Linked DNA regions of Homo sapiens: region 2 is linked to region 1. The links are chromatin loops, found by intact Hi-C in ENCODE. Cell type or tissue: heart right ventricle. All regions are shown on one strand. Links, peaks and the distances in the headings refer to the core of each region. The heading gives the core; the rest is flanking DNA. Region 1 holds the start of P2RY4 (pyrimidinergic receptor P2Y4). Region 2 overlaps DGAT2L6 (diacylglycerol O-acyltransferase 2 like 6).

Evidence for each region. Peaks named below come from ENCODE experiments on the same cell type or tissue, not always from the same donor. Only the 100,000 strongest peaks of a DNase experiment are listed, where the experiment ranks them.
Region 2: it touches region 1 in a loop (24-fold over the local background); 27 of 110 quality-filtered maps call a loop at or near these places.

What each region holds. Positions count from the first base shown.
Region 1 is chrX:70,255,914-70,264,251 of GRCh38, forward strand. P2RY4 (pyrimidinergic receptor P2Y4) reads right to left here and starts at 4,291. Exons shown (of 1, transcript NM_002565.4): 1 at 2,253-4,291. The coding sequence starts at 3,711. The coding sequence ends at 2,614. RefSeq lists an enhancer at 7,086-7,380. In heart right ventricle, for the core only: a CTCF peak has its summit at 7,265 (motif pointing left); a DNase peak (open chromatin) is centred at 7,248.
Region 2 is chrX:70,190,794-70,199,131 of GRCh38, forward strand. The region is part of intron 1 of DGAT2L6 (diacylglycerol O-acyltransferase 2 like 6); the gene reads left to right. Among named protein-coding and RNA genes, the nearest start is that of DGAT2L6, 17 kb to the left of the region's middle. In heart right ventricle, for the core only: a CTCF peak has its summit at 6,614; a DNase peak (open chromatin) is centred at 6,628.

The sequences.
Region 1 (8,338 bases), core at 64-8,063:
ATATTTACAATAAAAGGTTTCTAGGCCAGGCGTGGTAGCTCATGCCTGTAATCCCAGCACTTTGGGAGGCTGAGGTGGGCGGATCACTTGAGGTCAGAAGTTCGAGACCAGCCTGGCCAACATGATGCAACCCTGTCTCTACTAAACATACAAAAATTAGCCAGGCGTGGTGATGTGTGCCTATAATCCCAGCTACTTGGGAGGCTGAGGCAGGAGAATCACTTGAACCTGGGAAGTGAAGGTTGCAGTGAGCCGAGAATTGTGCCACTGCACTACAGCCTGGGCGACAGAGCAACTCCGTCTCAAAAAAAAAGAAAAAAGAAAAGACAAACGGCAGCAGGGTTAAGGTGTCAGTGATAATGCTTTGGTTTTTTTGTTGTTGTTGTTTGTTTTTAAGATGGGATAAAATGGGTGATGGAAGAGACTTGAAATAATGAAGAGAGGTAAACAAAGGAATAAGAAAGGGGACCACCTCTTATTCTGGAACTTCAGGGAAGAAAGGGAGAAAGACAGGGCAAATATAGAGTAGTTATCGTGAATGATAACTGGAAGTTGAAGCGTTAGAGCTTCTCAGTTTCGCAGGAGGCAAGGTAACTCTCTTAAGAGATCACAAGAAGGAGATGAATTTGGGGACTTGTGGAGGTGAAAAAGACAGGAAACAGCTGCTGTGGAATGTTCACTAGGAACACACCAGGCTAAGAGGAATGAGAGCTTAGGCAAAGTTCCAGGATGTGAAGTCTTAGTGGGTCAAGCCAGCCTTGTTCTCTGGCTTCATCTGCAATTTCCTCCAGTCCTAGAAGAAAGGAGATTGGCCTAAGGTGAAAGTCAAGGTGTTTAAAGCTAAAGTGCAAGGGAAGACAGCCCTAAAGTAACAGACCAGAAAGTTCATCTCGATTAAGCATATGGGAGTTAAATAGACTGAGGAAATGGAGGAGGCTGAGTCAGTTGGGATGGAAAGAGCAGCTTTACTGGGTGGGGACAGCAGGTTAGGGGAGGTGATGGGCAAAGAGGCCATGGTCATAGGAATAAAAGGAAGAGAGTGCAGATGAGGAACAGTGTACGCAACAGTGGCTGTGAGACTGGGAGAACTAGTAAGAAGAGGAGAAAAAAGCCGGTTCATTTACTCCTAATGGCAGGAGTCCTGCATAGCAAGAAGGTCCTGGATATCTAGGGAGAAAGTGGGAGCCTTTCAAAAAACAAAAAGGGAAATTCAGGGGAACTGAAGTCATTTTTTTTTCCTTCAGTCCAGCCCCAGCCCTACTCTACAGAGAGAGACGCTTAGAAGCCAATAAGAGTTAGTATCATTAGATAAGTAAGAGATCAGAGACAGGTTAGCAAGGGTGGGAAAAAAAGAAAGGCAAGGCTGGGGTCTGACTCAGGAGACCAACAGGCTGGAAGGTGATTTCAGAGGGAGAAGGCCTGTAAGTGTGAGCCCACCCTTCTCAAGAATGCCTGCCAAGAAATTCTTACTTCCCAAGGCTTAGGGGTTAGCTTCTCAATTTCCAATGCACCCCCCTCCCCTCTGCAACTTGATCCAATAAGCCTGTAAGTGCTAAGATGGCACTGGAAGAGAGAAGCAATGAATGGGTGGGAAACTTTAAAAAGAACCTTCCCAGTCCTAGTGCTCCACCCTGGCCTCAAAGTCCTGAAGCCTGATCTGAAAGAGCTGGTGACAGATTTATCATTTATTTGGGGCAGGACCTAGAGAAAGTGGAGAGATCAGTGAAACACTAGCTCTGGGCGTCAATTCTTGTCACCACCTTCCTCTGCACAAATCTGCTCTACTCCTCAATGCTAGAACTTACAGCCATAGACGTGAGAGCTCCACCCCCTCAGTCTGAGCCATCCACTTGTCCTTTTGTTAAGTACAGGAGAGCTGTCATATACATGTTCTCAGCAAACATCATAAAGAAGGTCCAGTCCCATTCCTGTCCCAAAGGCTGTTATCAGCTAAGGTCCCCACCCTATCACAGGACTTTAATTCATGCTGCACACCAGTTCAACAGTGTCAGGCCCCCAGCTACATGCGGGGACCCTGGCATGCAGGCTCCCTGGGATCACACCCTATTCCAGCATCTTGGTAAGCAAGACTATGCTGTCTTTGAGAGAGAACCAGGAAGTCAGTGTGGGTGCTACATATGGCACATCCTCGGCATCTGTGATATGGAAGTTGCCTCCACTTCCTGATTCTGGTTATCACCATCAGATACGTCAGGCCAATCCTGAGATGACTCTGCCTGATCCACCCCTTCAGCTGAATGCTCTGGTCTGGGTAGAGAAACACATGCTATAGGAGGCTGTGGGGGAAATGGGACAGGGAAAGAGGACTGGGGAAGATTTTCAGGAAGATTGTAGGACCAATGGCCCCAGGAAGGAACAGAAACAACGAGAAAGGAGTAGAAGATTGGCATTGGCTAAAAAGAGTCGGCAACTGAAGGGGTTATGAGAGATGAGGTCACCCATGATATCCCTGCCTCCCTGCAACCCTCAGGGTGAGGGCTTCTCTCCAGAGCCTGGAAAAGAGGAAGAAGCACCTTACCAGGTATCACTATTGGGTTCCCTCACCTCTGCCCTGCACTCATCCCCTTTTCTCTCACTTCCCGGCTTCCCGTGTTACAATCTATCTGCCCTAGGAGTAGAGCAGCTACTGTCCTGGGGGGTGGCCGCCCACCTGCAGCTGCTATCCTCAGGCAGGGACACTAGTGCCAGGGAAGAGGCAGCCGTGCGGGGCTGGGGCTTGCCACCACCACAGAGCTGACGGAGCTGACGTCGATATTTGTCCCCAGTGAGCAAGTAGAGCACAGGATCCAGGCAGCTGTTGGCACTGGCCAGGGGCCGAGTCACTTTATAGACCACGTTGACAATGTTCAGTACTCGGCAGTCAGCTTCCAACAGCCTGGCCAGGTAGTAAATGGTGCGGGTGATGTGGAAAGGCACGAAGCAGACAGCAAAGACAGTCAGCACCACAGCTATGGTGCGGAGAGAGCGGAGGCGAGAAGACGACTGTGCAGAGCCTGGCAAGGGCTGATACAGGCGACGAGCCATGAGTCCATAGCAAACAAGAGTGACCAGGCAGGGCACGCCAAAGAGCAGCCCCATGACCGCCGAGCTGAAGTGCACATAGTGGTCAAACTCTTCAGGCCGAGTGGTGTCATGGCACAGGACGGTGGTCCCTTTGTTGCTGGTTGTGACAAAGAACAGGTTGGGCACGAGGCAGCCGGCTACGACCAACCAAACTGCCAGGCAGAGAAGGCCTGCGAGGCGAGGGCGGCCCCAGCGTAGTGCCCGAAGTGGGTGGCAGATGCCCAGGTAGCGGTGCACGCTGATGCAGGTGAGGAAAAGGACACTGCAGTAGAGGTTCCAATAGAAAAGAAAGCGGACGAACTTGCAGATCTCAGTGCCAAAGGGCCAGTGGTTGTGGGCTGCATAATAGTAGATGAGGGTGGGCAGCGACAGCACATACAAGGTGTCTGACAATGCCAGGTGGAACATGTAGGTGGCCGTTGCATCCCAGGGTCGGAGGCGGAAGATGAAGAGCCATAGGGTTGGGGCGTTAAGGCCCAAGCCCAGCACAAAGACAACTGCATAGCTCACAGGCAGCAGGATGAACTTGAAATCCTCATCAAACCAACAGTCCAGCTCCACCTCACTGCTGCCAGGACCTGGGCTGAGGCCTAGGGATCTCAACAGGGAGGACTCTGTACTGGCCATGGCCCCCCTGGAGATGGGAAGGGGAGAAGTGAGGGTGGCAGGATTTCCCTGCCCACCCCCATCCCTGAGCTGGAGCAAAAAAAGTAGAGCAGGGAGAGCAGTGGTTGAAGCACTAGGGAGAGCTGACAGAAGCGCATCTGGGTGCACTCAGGCTAGCCTGGCCCCTACCCAAGCTCCCTTGGTCCAGCTTGGGAAGTGGTGGGCAGCAGGCAGTGCTGGGGCTCAGGCAGGCAGCCCGTGTATTTGGGTTGTACTCACTCTGCAGCTCACTCTGTCCCTAAGAGCCTGGCTGGCTGAAGAGGGTGGAGGCCTCCCAGCACTATCCAAAGTGGGAAGATACCCAGACCCAAAGTGTCTTCTGACTCGTCATCACAGCTATATCCCTGGAAGAGGAGTGTCTCTCCCCACAGTGCCTTCGCCTCTCCTAGTGCCCTGGTCACAGTGTCTCCAGATGACATTTACCTATGACACCTTCCCCACTGCCTGCCTACAGCCCAGGAGCCCCATTGCCACCCTTGCCCAAGAACGTTGGCACATCTCCTACCTGGTCCCCTTGAAGCTGAGCTCAGCTGACTCTGTCACCCTTCCCCTTGGCAGCCAGAGGGCATATCCAAGGAGGTGGAGTTGGAGGTGGGGCCTGTCCCTCCTCCCACCTGGGAGATTAAAAGAGTTAGAAAGGCCCTTTACGATGACCTAGTCCAACCCACTCATTGTACAGATTGGGAAACTGGGGCCCAGCGAGATTACTATTTAACAGCTTTGAAATGACTGCAGGAGGGAGAACACGAGGAAACATCCAAGTTTACTGATGAAGAGCCAGGTCCCTGGAGATAGATTACAGGGGGATCATACAAGCCTGTGTAAGTGAGCAGAAACATGGGAAACGAATTTTCACATGGGCAAGTGCAAGACAACACATTGAAAGATTTTAGAAAATCTAAACTACTGATATTTAATATAAATCTCATATGCATATAATTACAAAGAATGCTTATATAGCACTTACTATGTGACAGGCATTTTTCTAAGTGCTTTATACTTATTAATGACCCCATAGGCTCTCTATGAGCTAGATACTATTATTGTCTCTGCTTTGCTGATGAAAAAATGAAGGCACAGAAAGTTTAGGTGTCTTGCTAGTTAGTGGTAGAGTCAAGATTTGAACCAAGACAGGCCTGCCTTTGGATCAGGCTCTAGCATCCATAACTTAATTGCTATGCTTAAGTTGCCTCTCTAAGCCACTGGCTATGATCCAGGAAAGAATCAACAAATATTTATGGCAGACAGAGGCAGGCAGATCGCTGGAGCTCAGGAGTTCAAGACAAGCCTGGACAACGTGGCAAAACCCTGTCTCTACAAAAAATTAGTCGGGCGTGGTGGCATGCACCTGATGTCCCAGCTACATGGGGGGCTGAGGCAGGAGGAGTGCTTGAACCTGGGATGTTGAGGCTGCAGTGAGCTGTGATCGCGCCACTGCACTCCAATCTGGGTGACAAAGTGAGACCCTGTCTCAAATATAAATAATTTTTTTAAAACCACGAATATTTACTGAGAGCCTACTTTTGCCTGGTCCAGTTCTAGTTACTGGTAGTTCCTTAGGAGTGGACAAAATAGATAAAAACTCCCACCCTAATGGTGCTTACATACTACTGGGGGATAATAAAATTAATAAGTAAAATATGTAGATTGTGATCATCATTATGGAGAAAAATTAAAGAGGGAAGGAAAAGGGTAATAAAGAGGGAAGGAAAAGGGTAATAGAGAGGGTTGTTGTTTTAAATATTAGGAATGAAACCAGGCACAGTGGCTCACACCTGTAATCCCAGTGCTTTGGGAGTCGGAGATAGGAGGATCACTTGAGCCCAGCAGTTTGAGGTTGCAGTGAACTATGGTCAGACCTCTGCACTCCAGCCTGAATGACAAAGCAAGACCCTGTCTATAAGTAAATAAATAAATATTAAGGGTGACTTTTGAATAAAGGCCAGGTGTTGTGAGAAGGGGAAAAGTAAAAAATGAGGTCAGAGAGTTTGGCAGGGACCAGATCATGAAGGTCCTTGGAGGCCATTGTAAAGGACTCTTTGGTGAACGGGAAGGCACTTAGGGTTTAGAGAAGAGAGGTGTCATCTGACTTACATTTTAGAAGGCTCACTGGCCAGCTCTATATTGAGAATAGACTGCAGGGCTGGAGGTACAGGGGGAAGACCAGTCAAGAGGCTATTGCTGATAGAGATGATGGTAGCTTGGATCACAGTGGTGGAGATGATGAGAAGTGGTCAAATTCTGGATAGACTTTTTTAAGTAGGGACAGCAAGATTTACTGATGTGGGGTATAAGAGAAAGAAGAGTCAAAAATTACTCCAAAATGTCCGGCCTGAGCAACTGGAAGAATAGAGTTACTGTTGACAGAGACAGGAGTGGGTTTAGGGGAAAGATTGGGAGTTCACTTTTCAGCCTGTAAATTTTGAGATGCCTATTATACATGTAAGAGGGGATGGCCAGGAGACAGTTCATGCCTCCTTAAGGATACCAGCCAATACATTTCCCATACAGACTCTACCCCTTTCTATACAGTACCCCTCGTCTCTCTTGATCACTCCCAGAGACTTGGTCTGAATATAGTGGAGAAGGTGCAGAGAGCAAGCCTAGATGTTTGAGAGCCTGGTGTAGGGAATTGCCAGCAGCTCAGGATCTGGGGCTCCTGAAGCCAACTAAGCCTCCGTAAGTATATCTTAGGCACTAGAGGCAAACCCGGTCTGGAGGACTCTGAGGATGAGGTAAGCAGTGCCTTTGGGGAGGGGTGAGCAGGCTGGAGCAGAATCCACTCTGCATGGAGCTGAGAAGCAATGGGGACTCTGAACTTACTTGATCCTCAGGTCCTGAGAATGTCACCCAGCTGGATCCTGGGAGTGAGAGGAGGAGGCGGACTTCTAGAATCTAGAATCTAGATCTCTCGGAAAGCCCAGAAACCTGGATGGGGAAACTGAAGATCCTTGCCCTGTGGCAGAGTAAAGGGTGGAATAAAAGGTAGCAGTGGAGGACACAGTCATAACCTGAGTCCTGGACAGCTGACTACTGTGACATTACATAAGAGGCCCAAGTTTTTGAAGCCAGACGGGCTGGTGTTTAAATCCTTGCTCTTCCACTTATTAGTTATGTGAGCCTGGGCGCCTCTTTGTAACTTCCATTCTTCACCAGTGAAATGGGAATAATAATAATACCAATCTTTTAGGGTTTCCTGAATATTGAATTGGTTAACAGGTGTGGAGCACTTTGTGAACCATAAAATGCTGCAAGTTTAGAAGGTGTTTTTTGTTACTGCTTTGCTCCCAGGAATGAACCTGGCCTCTGCAGAGGTGGACAAGCGTGTTTTGAAGTTTGGTGTACACCCAAGGAGAAGCACTACACTAGAGAAGCCCCAGCCTGAGCCAGCTTCCTGCTCCTACTGCTTCAGGCTGGTTTACCTCTGCTACATTTCTCCTGACTTAGCTCTGCTACGTTTCTGCATGTCCCGACACAGCTGCAGCTGCTGCTGCTGCCACCACTGCCGCCCAGTGGCTATTTCAGGAAAAGACCTCTCCCAACCCTCCCCAACCGGCACACCTGCCTGGCTTTTACTGTCCTCACCCAGGGCCAAGAGGAACGGAATGCAGCAGATCAGCCTCACTCTCTTCTGTGAAACTCTTCTTTACTTTGGTTCCTGTGACTTTGCTTTACTCCGGTTCTCCTCTTCCTCTGGATGTTCCTTCTGGCCCCTTCCCTGGCTCTTTTTTCCCCTACTTCCCCAACATGTGAGCCTTCCCCCAAAGATCCTCTCCTCTCCTCTCTCCTCTCCTCTCCTCTCCTCTCTCTCCCTCTCCACCATCTCTCTCCCCCTACCCCCACCCTCTCTTCCCCTTCTCTCTTGGAACATCCACTCTCATGATTTCAACTATGACTCAGAGGTTATCAAAAATTGTAATGGCCAAGAGACTCCAGCATACAGATCTCTCTCTAATCAAAATGCATCTCTCCTTCTCTCACACTCTTATCACATTTGATTTCTACAGAGATGGCACATACCACAGGCAGCCTAGAATTATACTCATTTGTGTTTTTGGCCATCTCCTCCTGATCCTCCCACCCCCATACCAGAACCAGAGCTCCTTGAGAACATGTACCTCATTTTACCTCTGTCTTTCCCATAGCCTTCCAGGTAAAGTTATTATAACATATGTTCTAGATATTTCCTTTCAAATTATATTCTCTGCTGTCCCCCAAAAAATGCCTTCCAATTCAGAGTTAAGAAAACAAGTACCTTCCACATAGTACATGTTCAATAATAGTTGTTGAGTGAATGAATGACTTAATTATAATTTGTTGAACTGAATGGTTCCCACATCTATAATCTAAGCCCTATATATGTTGTTTGCTATAGGACACACACACTTGGGTATCTCATTGATGTCTGGAATTTAGTATGCAGGAAAAGTTTACTATTTTTTCCCTGACAGAGATAAATAAGATGTACAAATACCATTATTGCTGACACCCTTCCATTGCCCTACTCCTCCAGTTTGTTCCAGTCCTCTCCCTCCTGGCCCTTCACATCTAATATTCGTAATTGTCTTGATGACAGTTTCTTTGCAAG
Region 2 (8,338 bases), core at 151-8,150, 65 kb before region 1:
AAACAGCCCTGTAACTTGGGTCCAGCTCCATTCAACTGTACAGGGCAGTCCTGTCCACCCAGGAACCTGGCAGGAGGCACACCTGTCCATGCCCATGGAGGCAGGCCCGCAGGCCTCAGTCTTGGCTATAGACCTTGAGGCAGTTCTATGACTTGGTTCTAGCCCTTCTCAGCCACAGTCCCGGGCCTGTCCTGCCTGCCCAGGGACCCACCCAGTGACCTAGCAGAAGCCCCCCCATAAACCTGCTGAAATCACTCTATAAAGACTGATTTGCTCCTTCAAATGCACAGAAACCAGTGAAAGGCTATACAAATAACAAATAATCCAGCAAACATGACATCATGGAAGAAAACTAGTATAATTCCAGTAACAGCCCAAATAAATGGAGATCTATTAAAGGCTTGAAGAAGAATTCAAGATAATCATCCTGAAGTGCAGTGAGTTGTAAGAGAACACAGACAACTGAACAAAATCAGAAAAACAACACATAAATGAGATGAGAAGTTTAATAAAGAAATAAAAACCACAAAAAGGACCCAAACAGAAATCCTGGAGCTGATGTATACAATGACAGAACTGAAAACTAAAAGAAAGAGTTTCAATAGCAGACTTGATCATGCAGAAGAAAGAAATGGGTAACACAAAGATAGGTAATTTGAAATTAGCCAATTAGAGAAACAAAAAAAGAAAAAAAATGAAAATGAGTGAAGAAAGCATAAGGAACCTATGGGACACAATAAGCAAATGAATCTACTAATTATGGGTGTCCCATAATTTAGGAGAAGAAAAAGAGAGAGAAAGAAACAGAAAGATTATTTCAAGAAATAATGGTTGGAAACTTCACAAATCCTAGGAAAGAAATGGACATCAAGATTCATGAAGCTCAGAGGATCCCAAGCAAGATCAACTCAAAGAAGAATATCCTGAAGCACATTATAATCAAATTGTCAAAAGTCAAAGACAACAGAGAATATTGAAAGCATTAAGAGAAAAGAGTCTCACCACATACAAGGGAACCTCATCAGCAAACTTCTCAGCAGAAATCTTGCAGGCCAGGAGGGAGTGGGATGATACATTCAAAGTGCTAAAAGATGAAAAAACTGCCAATGAAGAATACTATAACCAGCAAAGTGGTCATTCATAAATGAAGGAACAATAAAGACATTCTCAAAGCCAGGCATGGTGGCTCATGTCTGTAATCCCAGCATGTTGGGAGGCTGAGGTGGGAGGATTGCTTGAGGCCAGTTTGAGACCAGCTGGGGCAACATAGTGAGACTCTGTCTCTACAAAAATAAAAATAATAAAATTACCCAGGCATGGTGATGTCCAGCTACTTGGACTTCCAGCTACTTGGGAAGCTAAGGCAAGAAGATCGCTTGAGCCCAGGAGTTCAAACTTCAGTGAGCTATGAGCATGCCACTGCACTTCAGCATAGGTGACAAAATGAGACCCCATCTCTAACAACAAGAAAAAAAGACATTTCCAGACAAATAAAAGATAAAGGATTTCATCACGACTAGACCTACCTTACAAGAAATGCTAAAGAAAGGTGTTTAAGTTGAAATGAAAGGATACTAAATAACAACATTAAAACATATAAAAATATGAAACTCACTGGTAAAGGTAAATATATCATCAAATCCAAAATACTCAGAATACTGCAATGGTAGTGTGTAAATCACTTTTAACTTTATATCTTTTTATATCATGTATCCATTAACAAATTATTGTAGCTGTAGTTATTTTTAGTACTTTCGTCACTTATGTTAGAGTTAAAAGTGGAAATCAAAAAGTATCTTGAGGCAAATGAAAATGGAAACACATCATACCAAAACTTATAGAATGCAGCAAAAACAGTTCTAAGGGGAAAGTTTATCATGATAAATACCTACATAAAGAAAAAAGGAATGTCACAAATCAATAACCTAACTTTACATCCCATGAAACTAGAAAAAAAAGAATAAAATAACCCTAAGATAAACAAAAGTAACAAACCCTTAGCTAAACTAACCAAGGAAAAAAGAGACACAATATCAAATAAATAAAATCAGAAATAAAAGAGAAGACATTACACCTGATGACACAGAAATATAAAGGTCATAAAAGACTACCATGAACAATCATATGCCAACAAATTGGATAACCTAGAAGAAATGCATATGTTTCTAGACACATACAACCTACCAAGAATAAATTATGAAGGAAGAAAATCTAAACAGATCAATGACAAATGAAATTTAATCGATAATCAAAAACCTCCTAACAAAGAAAAGCCCAGGACCAGACAGCTTCCTAGGTGGTCAGTAGTTCAAGACCAGCTCGGCCAACATGGTGAGTTTGAGACCAGCCTGGCCAACATGCTGAAAATACAAAAATTAGCCAGGCATGGTGGCGTGCTCCTGTAGTCCCAGCTACTCGGGAGGCTGAGGCACGAGAATTGCTTGAACCAGGGAGCAGTGAGCCGAGATCGCGCCATTGCACTCCAGCCTGGGCAACAGAGTGAAAGTGTGTGTCAAAAGAAAAAAAAAAAAAAGGATTAATGTCAATCCTTCTCCAACTCTTCCAGAAAACTGAAAAGGCAGGAGCACTTCCAAACTCCTTTTACAATGCAAGCACTACCCTGATACCAAAGCTAGGCAAGGATAGTCCCAGAAAAGAACATTACAGGCCCATATCCCTGATGAACATAGATGCAAAAAATCCTCAACAAAATACTAGCAAACCAAATTCAACAGCACATTAAAAGGAGCGTACACCACGATCAAGTGGGATTTATCCCTGGGATGCAGGGGTGGTTCAACATGCATATGTCAATAAATGTAATATACCACATTAAGAGAAGAAGAATAAAAATCATAAGATCATCTCAATAGGTGCAGAAAAAGCATTTGACAAAATTTAACATCTTTCCATGATAAAAACTCTCAGCAAATTAGACATAGAAGGAATGGATCTCAACATAATAAAGGCCATATATGAAAAGTCCACAGCTAACATCATACACAATGGTGAAAAGCTGAAAGCTTTTCCTCTAAGATTAGAAACAAGGCAAGGGTGCTCATTCTGCCATTTCTATTCAACACAGTACTGGATGTCCTACCAAGAGCAATTACACAAGAAAAAGAAATAAAAGGCATCTAAATTGGAAAGAAAAAAGTTAAATTGTCTCTGTTAGCAGATGACATAATCTTATATAGAAAACCCTAAAGCCTCCACCAAAAAATTGTTAGAACTAATAGATGAATTCAGTAAAGTGTCAGGATATAAAATGAACATACAAAAATCAGTTGCATTTCTATACACTGACAATAAACTATCCAAAAAAGAAATGAAGGAAAACAATTCAATTTACAATATCACTAAAAGGAATAAAATACTTAGGAATAAATTTAACCTAGGAGGTGAGAGATCTGTATACCAAAAACTGTAAGACATTGAAAAAAATCGAAGAAGCCACAAATAAGTTGAAAGATATCCTGTGTTCATGGACTGGAAAAATTAACATTATTAACATGTCTATACTACTCAAAGTGAGCTATAGATCCAATACAATCCCTATGAAAATTCCAATGACATTTTTAAAAGAAACATAAAAAAATCCTAAAATTTGTATGAGACAACAAAAGACCCTGAATAGCCAAAGTAATCTTGAGAAAGAAAAACAAAGCTAGAGGCATCACACTTCCTGATTTCAAACTATATTACAAAGCCATAGTAATCAAAACACTATGGTACTGACATAAAAACAGACACAGAAACCAATGAAATAAGATAGATAGCCCAGAAATAATCCCATGCATTTATAGTCAACTAATCTTTGAAATGGGTCCCAAGAATACACAATGGGAAAAGGATAGTTTCTTCAATAAATGGTGTTGAACTAGACATCCTCATGCAAAATAATGAAACTAGACTCTTACCTTATGACATACACAAACATTAACTCAAAATGGATTAAAGACTTAAATGTAAGACCTGAAATCACTAAACTCCTAAAAGAAAATATAGGGAAAAAGCTCCTTGACATTGGCCTTGACAATGATTTTTTGGATATGACAACAAAAGCACAGGCAACAAAAGCAAAAATAAACAAGCAGGAGTACCTCAAACTAAAAATCTTCTGCCTAGCCAAGGAAACAATCAACAAAATGAAAAGGCAACCCACAGAATGGAAGAAAATATTTGCAAACCATATCTCTTATAAGGGGTTAATCTCTAAAATATATAAAGAACTCATACCACTCAATAGAAAAAAATAAAATAACATAAACTTTTTAATAGGCAAAGGACTTGAATAGACATTTTTCCAAAGAAAACATACAAATAGCCAAAGGGTATATGAAAAGGGGCTCAACATTATTAGTCATCAGGGAGCTGCAAATCAAAACCACAGTGAGATATCACCTTACACCTGTTAGGATAGCTATTATCAAAAAGACAAATGGTAAGTTTTGGTGAGGATATAGATAAAAGGGAATCTTTGTACACTGTTGGTAGGTATGTAAATTGTTACAACCAGTATGGAAAATAGTGGGGAGTTTCCAACAGTAATGAAATTAGTGTCTTGAAGAAATATCTGCACCCCCATGTTCACTGCAGTATTATTAGTAATAGCCAAGACGTGGGATCGACCTAAGTGTCCACTGGCAGATGAATGAATAAAGAAAGTGTCACACACACACACACACACACACGAATATTATTCAGCCATAAAAAGGAGATCCTGCCATTTGCAATAACATGGATGAACCAGGAGGATACTATGCTAAGTGAAATAAGCTAGACACAGAAAGAAAAATACCATATGATCTCATTAGAGCTGGATGTGGTGTCACATGTTTGTAATCCTAGCTACTCAGGAGGCTGAGGTGGGAGCATCACTTCAGCTCAGGAATTTGAGACCAGCTTGGGCAGCACAGAGAGAACCTGTCTCTAAATATATATATTTGTAAATAAATGTAAATTAAATTCATAGAAGCAGAGAATAGAATGGTGGCTGCCAGGAGCTGGGGCAGAGGGAAAATAAGGAAAAATTTGTCAAAGGGCACAAAATTTCAGTTACAAAAAGAATAATTTCTGGGAATCTAAAGTATAGCAGCATTAATAATACTGTATTATATGCTTGAAATTTGCTGAGTGGATCTTAAGTATCCTCACCTCTAGCCACAAACACACACAAAGGGTAACTATGTATGGTGGTGAATGTATTGATTAATTTGATTGTTGTAATCATCACACAATGTATACCTGTCTCAAATCATCACATTGTGCACATTGAATATACACCATTTTTATTTGTAAATTATACCTCCATAAAACTGGTAAAAATGAACTTGAAGTGTATTGTAGATCTAAATGTAAAAAAAGAAAACTGTAAAATGTTTAGTAGAAAACACAGGGGAGGTCAGGGGCAGTGGCTCACACCTGTAATCCCAGCACTTTGGGAGGCTAAGGCAGGAGGACCACTTGAGACCTGGAGTTTGAAACTAGCCAGGGCAACATAGCAAGACCCTGTCTCTACAAAAAAATACAAAATAAATTGGCTGGGTGTGGTGGCATGCTCCTGTAGTCCCAGCCACTCTGGAGGCTGAAGTGGGGGGATCGCTTGAGCCCAGGAAGCGGAGGTTGCAGTGAGTTGAGCCGAGATCACGCCATGGAACGCCAGTCTGGGTGACAGAACCAGATCCTGTCTCAAAAAAAAAAAAAAAAGAAAGAAAAAAGAAAAAAAAAGAAAAAAGAAAGAAAGAAAAGAAAAGAAAATATAGGGGAAAAATCTTCATGACATGAGGTTAGACAAAGAGTTCTTTCAGTTTGACACCAAAAGCACAATCTATAAAAGAAAAAAAATTAATAAGTTGGGCTTCATCAATATTAAAAGCTTTTGCTGTAAAAAGGACCCTGTTAACAAGAATGAAAAGATAGACACAGATTAGGAGAAAATGTTTGCAAATCACATATCAGACAAAAAAACTTATATCCAAAATGCATAAAGAACTACCGAAAGTCAACAGTAAGAAAACAACCCAATTGAAAAATGGGCAAAAGATTTGAATGGACACTTCACCAAAGAGGATATACAGAAAGCAGACAAGCACATGAAAAGCTGTTACGCATCACTAGCTATTGGAGAAATGCAAGTTAAAATTATGATGAGCTACCAATGCGCATATATTAGTTTTTTTTTCTTCTTTTTTTTTCTTTTCTTTTCCCCCAGTGCACATATATTAGAATGGCTTGGCCATCTTCACTACAAACTAAATTAGGAGCCTACCTATGTGAACTTCCTCTTTGATAACCCTCTCCAAGACGCCTCACTTGAACGTGACAAGAGAAATTGGAACCATCTTCTGGTGTCAAGGCCATAATACCTAAGGGAGTGTCACACATACATAAATGCTTGTTCTTCATCATTCCTTCTTCAGATACCCTTGCTTTATGTCACGGAACTCTTTTTACATGAGACTTAGCTCTTCCACATTTGGCTTCTATTTCTCCTATATCTTTAAATTCCACTTTTGTTACCGTGCACGACACTGATGACACTCGGGCTGGGTCTGGAAGCCTTGCTCTGAAAAAAACGTTCCTCGTCTCCTGCCGGGTCATATCTGCAGTTCCAATAGGTTCCACAAGGGGGATGGTGTTACCCAGGTAAGGGCTCTTAGACCGCCTTTAGGACTGGTGGATGAATGAATCAGATAAAAGGCACACAACTAATCCGTCTATGCTTTTAAAATAACATCACATTTAAATAACACTATACATGCTGACTAAATAGTAATTATCAAGTTTACTACTGAAAAGAGAAAACATTTGCTTATTTCGTTTTCAATTGGTCTACAGATATTTGTTGAACACCTACTGTGTGCCAAGCTCTCTTCTAAATACTGGGGAAACAAACAAAATTTATTTGAAACAAAATATAAAAGAAATGATACACTTAGGCTAACTTTAATTAGTGATTATTCTTATTTAACTTTATCTGAATTTCCTTCTGAAGCTTAACTGGCAAATTTACTCTCCTCTTTGATGAAGGGCATAGATAGCAAGGCTTTTTCTCCATGGCAGGCTTCCCATAAAACTCCTCCCACCACGCTTTCCTGTCTAATTTGAATGCTTACAACAACTATCTCGACCAGTGCTTATGAGGGCAATTCAGCCTATTACAAAGGTTTCTTCTACTCCATAACATGACTTTTTAAAGCACTGTCCACTCAGCCTTTTTCCTGCTATTTTCATTTATGTCCAAAATGCAAGAGACAAAGAACTGGTAGGTAACTCCCGAGTTTCTTCTTCCCTGAAACTTTTATCTGCTATGACATGGTACCTGGTCAAAGAAGTCATTCCCTTAGCTAAGTCTTTTTTTATTCACCATATGTATACTTAGCCCCTCTTTCTCATGAATGCAGATTTTTTAAATGGAATTCATTCGCACTGCTGTAACATGTATCGTGTTTGCAGTTACAGCCTGCTATGGCCATTTGCTAACACAGACTTCCCCTTCTGAACCTTTGTGATACTTTTGAATGGAACAAAATGAACACAGTAAAGTGTTTTTTGTTGTTGTTGTTTTGTTTTTTGTTTTTTTGGTTTTTTAGAGATACTGTCTTGCTTTGTTGCCCAGGCTGGTCTCAAACTCCTAGGTTCAAGCTGTCCTCTCACTTTGGCCTCCCAAATTGCTAAGATTATAGGAGTGAGCCACCGCACCTGGCCTAGTAGGGCAGTTTTGTTGTTGTTGTTGTTGTTTGTTTTGTTTTGTTTTGTTTTTTCAAGACGGAGTCTTGCTCTGTTGCCCAGGCTGGAGTGCAATGGCACGATCTCAGCTCACTGCAACCTCCACCTCCTGGGTTCAAGCGATTCTCCTGCCTCCACCTCCCGAGTAGCACTCCAATCATGTGCCACCATGCCCGGCTAATTTTTTGTATCTTTAGTAGAGATGGGGTTTCACCGTGTTAGCCAGGATGGTCTCGATCTCCTGACCTCGTGATCTGCCTGCCTCGGCCTCCCAAAGTGGAGTGGTTTTTAATCCGTGTTTACTTTTCAGCATCAAACAGCCTGTACACTGCGGGTAACCTCCCTGCTGGAATATGCAGACTTATCAGTTCAGCACAGGAAAGAGGGTCAAGCTTTTAGAAAGAATTTCCAGAGGTCCCAGAATGGGGATTCAGCTACCAGCCCAATGTGCTCTTCTTCCCATTCACCAAGCCGTGCTGTCCTTTGACCTCAACTTCATGGTTCTGCTCTTTCTTCAATTGAGAGTTTGGCCATCAAGGAGACCCAGATCCAGGGGCTTCAGAGGCCTGCCTAGACCACAGCAGAGACAAATGGAGGGCGAGGGGTT